3 separate regions of the Homo sapiens genome follow, and all the other regions are linked to region 2. Evidence: chromatin contacts called from ENCODE Hi-C or POLR2A ChIA-PET data. All regions are on one chromosome and are shown on one strand. The core of a region is the stretch at or near the end of the contact, and the rest is flanking DNA. Distances in the headings are between cores, read along the strand shown. Region 1 has its middle 7.2 kb from the start of LINC02793. Region 2 holds the start of TMEM50A (transmembrane protein 50A). Region 3 holds the start of RUNX3 (RUNX family transcription factor 3).

Region 1 (2,700 bases), core at 36-2,535, 300 kb after region 2:
TTGCGGTTCCCAGCTCTTCTTTAGGTCCATGGACTCTCATTCTGTCCCCACGATGGGCTAGCCTCTACCTCCTCTGCCAGCTCTGCCATCCTGAGGCCCACTCTCCAGAAGCCTGAGCTGGGACTGGGCAGTGGTGCCAACAGCATCAGGAAGCCTGCTGCTGGAGGGCTGCTCCGGGCCCCGCCCAGCCTCCCCCTTACCCCTTGGCTGCACCACAAAGGCTGTTTGGGCTCCGGGGTCTGTGGAGGGCTCTGCCAGCCTGCAGTAGACGGGGGTTTGGGTGCCACAGTGTCAGTGGCAATGGCGTCTCTGGCTGCTGATGTGGGAGAGGTGACTTCACACGCAGCTCCTCCAAGAGCACGGCCTCCAGTGACTCAGTGGAATCAAGGAAAGAGATTTGCCACCTCTCACCCAATGGGGGGAGGCAGGGGTAGAGGCAAGCAAGAGGAGTCCTCCCCTCAGGAGGTGCCAGACCCCACTCCTTGCATATGGAGTTCAGGGGAGGGGCAGCAAAGAACGGGAACCCTTGAGATCTGAGTTCCAGTCTACCTCCAGCAAGAAGCCCTTCCTGTTCACAACACAGTACGGAGCATCTGCGCGCCCCAGGAGCCCTGGGAGACGAGGTTTGCTGTCTTGTAGGAAAAGGCCCAGGGGCCTTGGTTGACTTGGCCAAGGTCCCATAGCTAGGAAGGAGCTGAGTGAGGCTTGGGCCAAGTGCTACCTCCCAATGCAGTGCTCTTTCCAGAACCTCACGGCCCTGCTACCCACTGGCTGTGGGACCGGGGACAATCTCCCTCCTTTCCCACCTGCCTCCTCTGTAAGGACTCTTCGGGGACTTTCCAGCTCTGGCCTTTCAGGACTCCCCATTTTCACTGTCCCTCTGAGGCGGCGGGTGGTGGGTGATCACCCCATTTAACAGACGAGGAACAGGTCCAGACGGGGAAGCAACTTGGCTGAGGCTTCAGGGCGAGGAAGTGGCAAAGCGGGGCTGAGAACCCAGGTCTGTGGACCCCCAGCCACAACATCAGGGGCCCCGGCCGGACCCAGGCTTCTAAGAATGCAGTGCTGGTCCCAGAACCTGAGAACAGGGACTTTCAGGCTGGCTGGTTCCCAAGTGTGAGTGCAGGAGGGCCTGGCTCGGCAGGGGGTGGGAAGGGGCCAGCCACTTCCTGCTGGGGCTGGTGCGGTCCCCATGCGGTGGCCATCAGAAGCTGGCCACTTCCTGGTCTGGGCTGCCTTCCCCTTTCTGAGCCTGGGAGGGAACGAAGGAGCGGAGTGAGGTGCCCTTGCGTGCTGCGGCCTGGACGACGTCTGGCCTCTTTTCATTTCCCCTGCATACCGCTTCGCTCTCCACAGCCACCAACGGTCGGAAGCTTCTGGGAGCTGACTGCCAGGTCCCCTGTCCACAGCCGAACCCCTCCTGCCTACGGGCTTCCTCCTCCCTGGGGCTCAAGGGACTCCTAGCCCTGCTGGGGGTCTGCCCACCAAGGGCCTAGAATGAGGCATTGTCGTTTGTACCGAGGCTGAGAGGTGGCCATCGGTCTGAGGTTACACGCACAGCCAATAAGTGGCAGAGCTGTAATTGGAGCTCAGATGTGTCTGACTCCAAAATCCACATCCTTTGCATATTTAACAACCCCCTGTCCCCTCAGAGGAAGTCTGACCAGAGGAGGCTTGGACGAGGGGACATGGAATGACCCTGCTAGACACTGACCTCTGAGGCCAGTGATGGGACCAGCTTCTCCTTCCTGTTAGATCCTGGAACCCAGCCTGGTGCATGCCCCAGAGCAGGTGCTCGCGACACTGGCAGAAACACAAAAGGCATCCTGACTGTTCCTGTCCAGCTCCTGACACTCATGAGCACCTGCTGCATACCAGGCCTGGGCGTGGAGACACAGGACCAAGGGAGAAGACCTTGCCCCAAGATCGGTGGCCATCTTCCGTACCAGGCTTAGTGTGGACAATGTTTAAATGCACCTCAAATTCCACATGCAAGAGAGATCCTTTAAGTCCTTCCAGCAGGAAAGCCAGACCTGGGTTGCACAGGGACCCCCTCTGGTGCAACAAGGAGGTAGCAGGGTGTGAGGATGAAGAACGTGGAGCCAGGCAGGCCTGGGTTCAGATCCCAGCTAGACGAGCCTAGGGTGGCCTTGGGGAAGTGACTTCATGTACCTCAGTTTCCTCACCTGTAGAATGGGAATCAAACCATAGAAAGTGCCTTACAAGACCTCCCTTCAACCCACTCTGGATTAACAAACACTCTCCCTGTCCTTTGAAAGAGAGGCTAGTAGATGCCACAGCTTCCTGAATGTTCCAGGCAGGCCGGCCGCTGCTATTCCCACCTAGGCGGCTCCTCTGACTCAGTGAGGCTTCTTCCCAGACCTGCAGCTGCTGGCTGTAGTGGCCGAACCAGGGAGACCAGAATGTGAATGGGAAAGAGAGTCGTGTCACAGAAAACCAAGAAAGGACTTTGCAAAGGCCCAGTTATAGGCGAGTTGTCAACGGAAGAAAAAAAAAAAGTGCTGCCAAATGAGGTGTGGGCAAGACAGCCATAAAAGACTGGGGAAGACAATAGTTAAAATCCGTCACAAACTTTCATTGAATTAGGTGTAGACTAAAACTGGAGGGAGGGGGTGATTATTAAAAATCCAGAGGGAGTCTAGGGAGTCTGTGCTCAGATGGCTTCACAAGCATCTCTAA
Region 2 (2,700 bases), core at 124-2,623:
GATATTTACAGTCCAGGAGCACTAACATTAGTAGAGAGACAAGTGATAAACTTTGGCTCTGAGTGGAATTACAGATTCAAATGAAAAATATTTCTCTAATTTACATATTTTATCACAGAACGTGTGTTTCTTCACACCTAAATCAAGAAATTAAACACTGCACTGCAGTTCTTACCTCTACCCACATCATTTCCTTTCACTTCATTCATTATTTTTCTTTCTGCAAGCCTGCCTTTTGGTGTCATTTCTATATAAAGAACATCCACTTTAATATCCCTATCTCTGATCCTAACGGGTGTTTCCAGCCAAAAGCAAGCACAGAATCGTGGTTAATAGTAATTCAGATTACAAAAATCCAACTGCTATTTAAATATAGCCGACCCAAGCTGTCTTTACAAATTATATAAAACATTCCTGTAAGCCGAGCAGTAGAGACCTGAGATACAGCCATGTTATCTCTATTTCAGAGTATGAAAAAGCCTGAAATACATATAACTTGCGAATAACAACACCCAAACTCCTACAGCGAACTTGACTTCCTTAAGATACTTTGTAGCCAGCAATTATGGTTGTCCAAAAATATGACACCCTACAATAGAGCAACGTCTCCCATTTTTAACTTCTCTTTTAAAAATTAAATATTAAAATATATGATTACAGCCAATGCTAAGATGCCTTTGGGACAAGTTCAATTTAGGAAATTCACTCATTTGATTCTTCCCCGGGAAGAACTGCAATTCAATAAGTGTTATTTTCGGTTCATCCCAATGGCCCCACCCCGAATCCATTTTTCTTTGCACGACGACTGGTACGCTCAAGCCAGACCCCGCCCTCCAAACTCTGGGACTTTTAGGTCTCGAGGGACGCCGCTGGAAGATGGGGGAGCCACCTTTAGCCGGGGCACCCCTCGCTGAGGGAGCTGGCCGGGTCACGCTCCTTTCTCGGGGCTTCGGCTTGTCCAGCTGTGAAGTGGGGGATCGGGGGATTTTCCAGGGATCCTGGGGTGTCCCGGGGGAGGGCGCGGTCCCCTCTCCGTCTTGGCGGGGTCTGGACGCCGTCGCCTTCTCCTGGCGCCGCCGGACCCAGGAGAGGAGAGGTCCGCGGCGGCTCAGCCCGGGTCTGCGGCTTCCGGGAGGGTGGCGGCAACGAGCCTGTGCTGTGGGCACCAGCCCGTCAGACGGCCCCGGCTCCGAGGCCTCTCCAGCCTGCGGCCGCTACTCTCTTACCCCCACTCCCCGCCCGACACTTACGTCCAGCCCCGTCGTGCAGTGGTTCCGGAGCCCGGTGTCGCGCCGCGCCGGCCCGCCTCACTCCCCCGATTTTAGCCAAGAAAACAAAACGGCCACAGCCTCCAGACACCCGGATGCAGCAGTACCATCCACCCGGCTCAGTCGCGCATGCGGACACGGGGCGGAGGGCGGGGCGCCGGGTCCGGAGGGAGCCACGCCCACCACAACAACGCGTCTGCGCATGCCCGGGCGCTGGGTTCAGGGGCTTTCCGCCGCTCTGGGTTCACAGCTGGACGTCGGGAGTGCTAGTTTGGAGTACGCCATTTGAGAGTAGGCGTGAGAAGTTGCTCTGTGTGCTGAGCGTTCTAAAGGAAGGCGTCCGTTGGCCTTCGTACCCGTCTTGAGTGAGGTGACGAGTGTTTTCTAGTACTGGGGTCGGCCGCGCAGCCCTCTCAGGGGTGGGTGGCAGGAAGAGTGCCGGGTCCCGCGTGGTGCAAAAGGTGGGTTCAGGTTTGCGGCCACACAGCGCTACTCAGGACTTTTTAGTCTTGTTTATTTTCTCCGTGCCTGTTCCCGCCCCCCGCAGCTCCACCTCTGGGAGAGGGGCGGGTTCAGCTCCAGGAGGCGGGGACTTCCCGGCTTGGCGTGGCTGGGGTGTCCCGTGGACCCCAGTCTCGGCGCGGTGACCCACTTATGGGACTTGGCCTTTCTTTGTTGTTTGTTTAAGGCAGGGTTTCTCAGCCTGGGCACTACTGAGGTTTTGGGCCGGCTAATTCTGTCTGGGTTGGGGAGGGTGCTGTCCCGTGCTTCGCAGGTTGTGTAGCTGCATCCCCCGCCTCTACCCAGTGGATGCAAGTAGCAGCCCCAGTGAACCAAAAATGCCCCCAGACTTTGCCAAATATCCCCTCCCGGGGAAGATCGCCTCGCTTGAGAACCACTGTTGGAGGAGAGCCTGGGTTTTCGGGAGGTAACCGTTTACAAAGGGGAGAACGGTAAGAAGCCGGAAGCAACGATGACTTAGCTACGTGAAAGACTTGCGGCCGGGCTCGCCCCTCTTCTAGAAGCCGTCAGTTTGGGTCTCGCGTCTGGAATCACCGTCAAGGAGTCAGATCCAGCCCCGGAGAGGGAGCAGGGTCGAGGTCTCCTTGCAGAAGGCGCCACCGCAGGAAGCACAGGCGCAACGTGCGGTCTCCCTAGCGGAGGCGCTCGCGATCCTGCAGCCGCCGGTCCGGGAGGTGCTCGGTAGCCCTCCTTGGTGCCTGTCCGGTAGCTGGTCACTCTCGGGGGAAGGTCGTGTGCAGAAGGGCACATGCGATCACACAGAGACGGCGTTGCTGCGGCTTTGACCCGATGGTGCACCCGAAAGAACACAGAGGGTGAAGGGAGAGATCCAGGAAGTGGTCGCGGAGCAGAACCCCCCTTCACTTCAGTTAAAAAGGTGGGTCAATTGTCGTTAAGAGATACGCACAGG
Region 3 (2,700 bases), core at 105-2,604, 410 kb after region 2:
TGCTTCCGAGGCTTGGAATTCATTGTTTTGCACCTGTCGAGAGCCGGAGGCAACGAAAATCTAGCCCCGTCTCCAAAGCGGCGGGGAGGCTCAGCACGCGTTCGTTCCCCAGAGTCTAGGGAGGTGTCTGGGGCGATAATTCGGAATGATTGTGGCTTGATCTTTCCCGTTGCCCTCCCAACTGTAGCCGGCCCCTAGGTCTGCTCGACAGACTTAGGAGGCGGGAGAGGAAGGGGTGATTTGCAGTGAAGCCCAGGAGAGGTTGGGCCACGCGGCTGGGAGTGGGAGCGGGGACCCGGAGCCGGGCGGGCAGGCAGTGCCTTGGCGAAGCTGTCCGCGGTCCCTGCGGCGCAGCCGGAGCGCACGGGCCCAAGAAGAAGTGGGGTTGGACCCGCAGAGGCCACTTTCCACCCGCATGGAGAAAGAAAATTCTCTCCTCTGAAAGCGAGGGCCCTTAGCTTTGCAGCCACTGCTGTTTTTCTTTTGCCACCGACGCGCGTACCGTTTCACGATGCAGGACCGTGGTTACATGCGTAAAGGAAAAAAAGAAAAACGCATTTTGCAGGCCTCGTCGTGTTTTTCAAAGAGCCACAGGCCGCCACAACGAAGAACGACGCCGCGAGGCCTGCAAGATCCTGAAACTTGTTTTGAGGGGAGAGCAGAGAGGAAAGGGGTTGTTGGCCCCAGGCTACTTAGGGTCCCTAGGAGACTCCCTTCCGCCTGTCCCCGGTTTGGCACAGGGGCCACCGAGGCTGGGACCAAAGCCGCGCAGGGCTGGGAGCAGCAAAGGCCGCCGGCCGGGCGTGGACGACGCGCAAAATCCCGTGTGGGGTGGAGGCTCTTGGGTCAGAATAATGTGCGGGACGAGGGAGGTGAGTAACCTCTTTGGGGCGGCTCCCAGTGCGGCGTCACCGGCCCTGAGACCCCGCGGCCCCCAGCCCGGGGTTGCAGAAGTCACAGGCCCGAAGCAGCAAGAGCTGGGGAAGCCCGGCCGCGGCCAGCGGGGAGGAGGAGCGAAGGGGTTGCGCCCCAGCGTCAGGGAGCTACGACCCGAGAGAGGGCGGCAAGGGCGCCTTCCGTGGGACCCGGACGTTCTAAGCAAATTTCTAGCATTTGCCCCGGGCTCCCAGAGCTCTCGGGGGCCCTGGGCTGTGGCACTGGGGCCTCCTCCGCGGGGTGGCGCCTTCCGCCCCTCCCCGTTGGGCGGCCTCCGGCAGGCCCCGTTCCTCCCCGCGAACGCCACCGAGGTGCCCGCGATGGGGGCTCCGCCGATTGGCTGTGCGACGCGTCGCTCCGCCAGCCCCGCCCCGCGGGCCCCGGGGGTACTAACCCCGCGCGGGCGGCCGCGGCCCCGCCACTTGATTCTGGAGGATTTGTTCTGGGGCTGCGGCCGCGGAGTCGGGGCGGCCGCGGGCGAGCTTCGGGGCGGGAGGCGGCGGCAGCGGCACAGCCCCGCGCGGGCCCCGCCGCGGCCCAGGCAGCCGGGACAGCCACGAGGGGCGGCCGCACGCGGGGCCGCGCGCCGAGGATGCGGGACTAGCCGGGCAGGCTGCGGGCGGCCGTCGGGCCAGCGAGGCCTCGCAGCGGGCGGGCCCTGGCGAGTAGTGGCCGGGCGCCGCCCCCTGCGCCCTGAGGCCCGGGCCCCGCCGCTTCTGCTTTCCCGCTTCTCGCGGCAGCGGCGGCCGAGGAGGCGCCCGCGCCGGCCGCCCCCGGGGGAAGCCGCGCCGTCTCCGCCTGCCCGGCGCCCTGACGGCCGCTGTTATGCGTATTCCCGTAGACCCAAGCACCAGCCGCCGCTTCACACCTCCCTCCCCGGCCTTCCCCTGCGGCGGCGGCGGCGGCAAGATGGGCGAGAACAGCGGCGCGCTGAGCGCGCAGGCGGCCGTGGGGCCCGGAGGGCGCGCCCGGCCCGAGGTGCGCTCGATGGTGGACGTGCTGGCGGACCACGCAGGCGAGCTCGTGCGCACCGACAGCCCCAACTTCCTCTGCTCCGTGCTGCCCTCGCACTGGCGCTGCAACAAGACGCTGCCCGTCGCCTTCAAGGTGAGTGCGGGACCCGGGGCGGGAGGGCGCCGGCCCTGGGGCTCCGGGCGTCTGAGCTGCGGGAGCCAGAGCCTCGGGAGCAGTGGGGATGGGAGGTGCCCGAGACGCCGCGGCGACACCCGGGCACCCGGTTCAGTCTGGCTGCGCGCTCGGCTCCGGGACCTCGGCGTTCCGTTTTGGATGCGCCCTGCAGGAATGACTTTTAACGGGGTTGCCCCGCTCCACCTGGGTTTTGGGGCGCCTTGCGTAGAGACGTTGGTGCGGAAATGGGCGGATGGGGTTTTGCGCCCCCCTAACCCGGATCGCTCAGATACAGCCCTGCGGGTAACGGAGAAGAGGATCCCGGGACAGGGGCAAGGACACCGCGGGTGGGGTGCGAACGGTGAAAGGGCCTACCCTCCGCCTCCAGCACCCCTCCTCCCGCGCCGCTTCGCAAAAGCTTCCTGCTCACACCCTCGGGCTTCCGAAATTTTACCGGACGGCGCTAGGCCGGGATCGGGGCACTGCTCTCCAGACGTTTGCTCGGGGATATTATGCGTCCCGAATGGCGAGTTGAGATTGGGGGACCCCTAACCCTGGCAGCCCCCAGCCATTTAGAGGACCTTTTTCTTTATGCCAGGGAGTAGGCGACTGTTTCATTTTCATTTTTTTAAGGGG

What was found. Hi-C counts contacts between places; a loop is a spot of excess contacts on that map. ChIA-PET counts read pairs that join two places held with the same protein, here RNA polymerase II (POLR2A). Pooled maps may share reads with other maps.
Region 1: a map with no recorded cell type shows a loop between it and region 2 (8-fold over the local background). The contact joins the enhancer-like site here to the promoter of TMEM50A in region 2. A Hi-C loop is called at or near these places in 2 of 37 single-sample maps with no recorded cell type and 7 of 50 pooled maps. POLR2A ChIA-PET finds 5 or more read pairs at or near these places in 1 of 52 experiments (T-cell).
Region 3: a map with no recorded cell type shows a loop between it and region 2 (14-fold over the local background). The contact joins the promoter of RUNX3 here to the promoter of TMEM50A in region 2. A Hi-C loop is called at or near these places in 4 of 37 single-sample maps with no recorded cell type and 9 of 50 pooled maps.

Annotation. Positions count from the first base shown.
Region 1 is chr1:25,032,661-25,035,360 of GRCh38, reverse strand. No RefSeq gene overlaps it. Among named protein-coding and RNA genes, the nearest start is that of LINC02793, 7.2 kb to the left of the region's middle. RefSeq lists enhancers at 840-899, 1,580-1,639, 2,640-2,689. Within about 2 kb of position 1,285, at least 12 of the 41 ENCODE cell types and tissues checked have a DNase peak (open chromatin) inside an H3K27ac peak, as active enhancers do.
Region 2 is chr1:25,337,007-25,339,706 of GRCh38, reverse strand. It overlaps TMEM50A (transmembrane protein 50A), which reads right to left and starts at 1,373. Exons shown (of 7, transcript NM_014313.4): 1 at 1,251-1,373. It also overlaps a transcript of RSRP1 not described here. RefSeq lists silencers at 1,424-1,543, 2,535-2,700.
Region 3 is chr1:24,928,930-24,931,629 of GRCh38, reverse strand. RUNX3 (RUNX family transcription factor 3) reads left to right here and starts at 1,354. Exons shown (of 5, transcript NM_004350.3): 1 at 1,354-2,043. The coding sequence starts at 1,762. It overlaps RUNX3-AS1 (RUNX3 antisense RNA 1), which reads right to left and starts at 1,173. Exons shown (of 4, transcript NR_183341.1): 1 at 1-1,173. RefSeq lists enhancers at 1-240, 1,680-2,413, 2,586-2,700, 2,414-2,700 and silencers at 1,006-1,475, 1,676-2,115.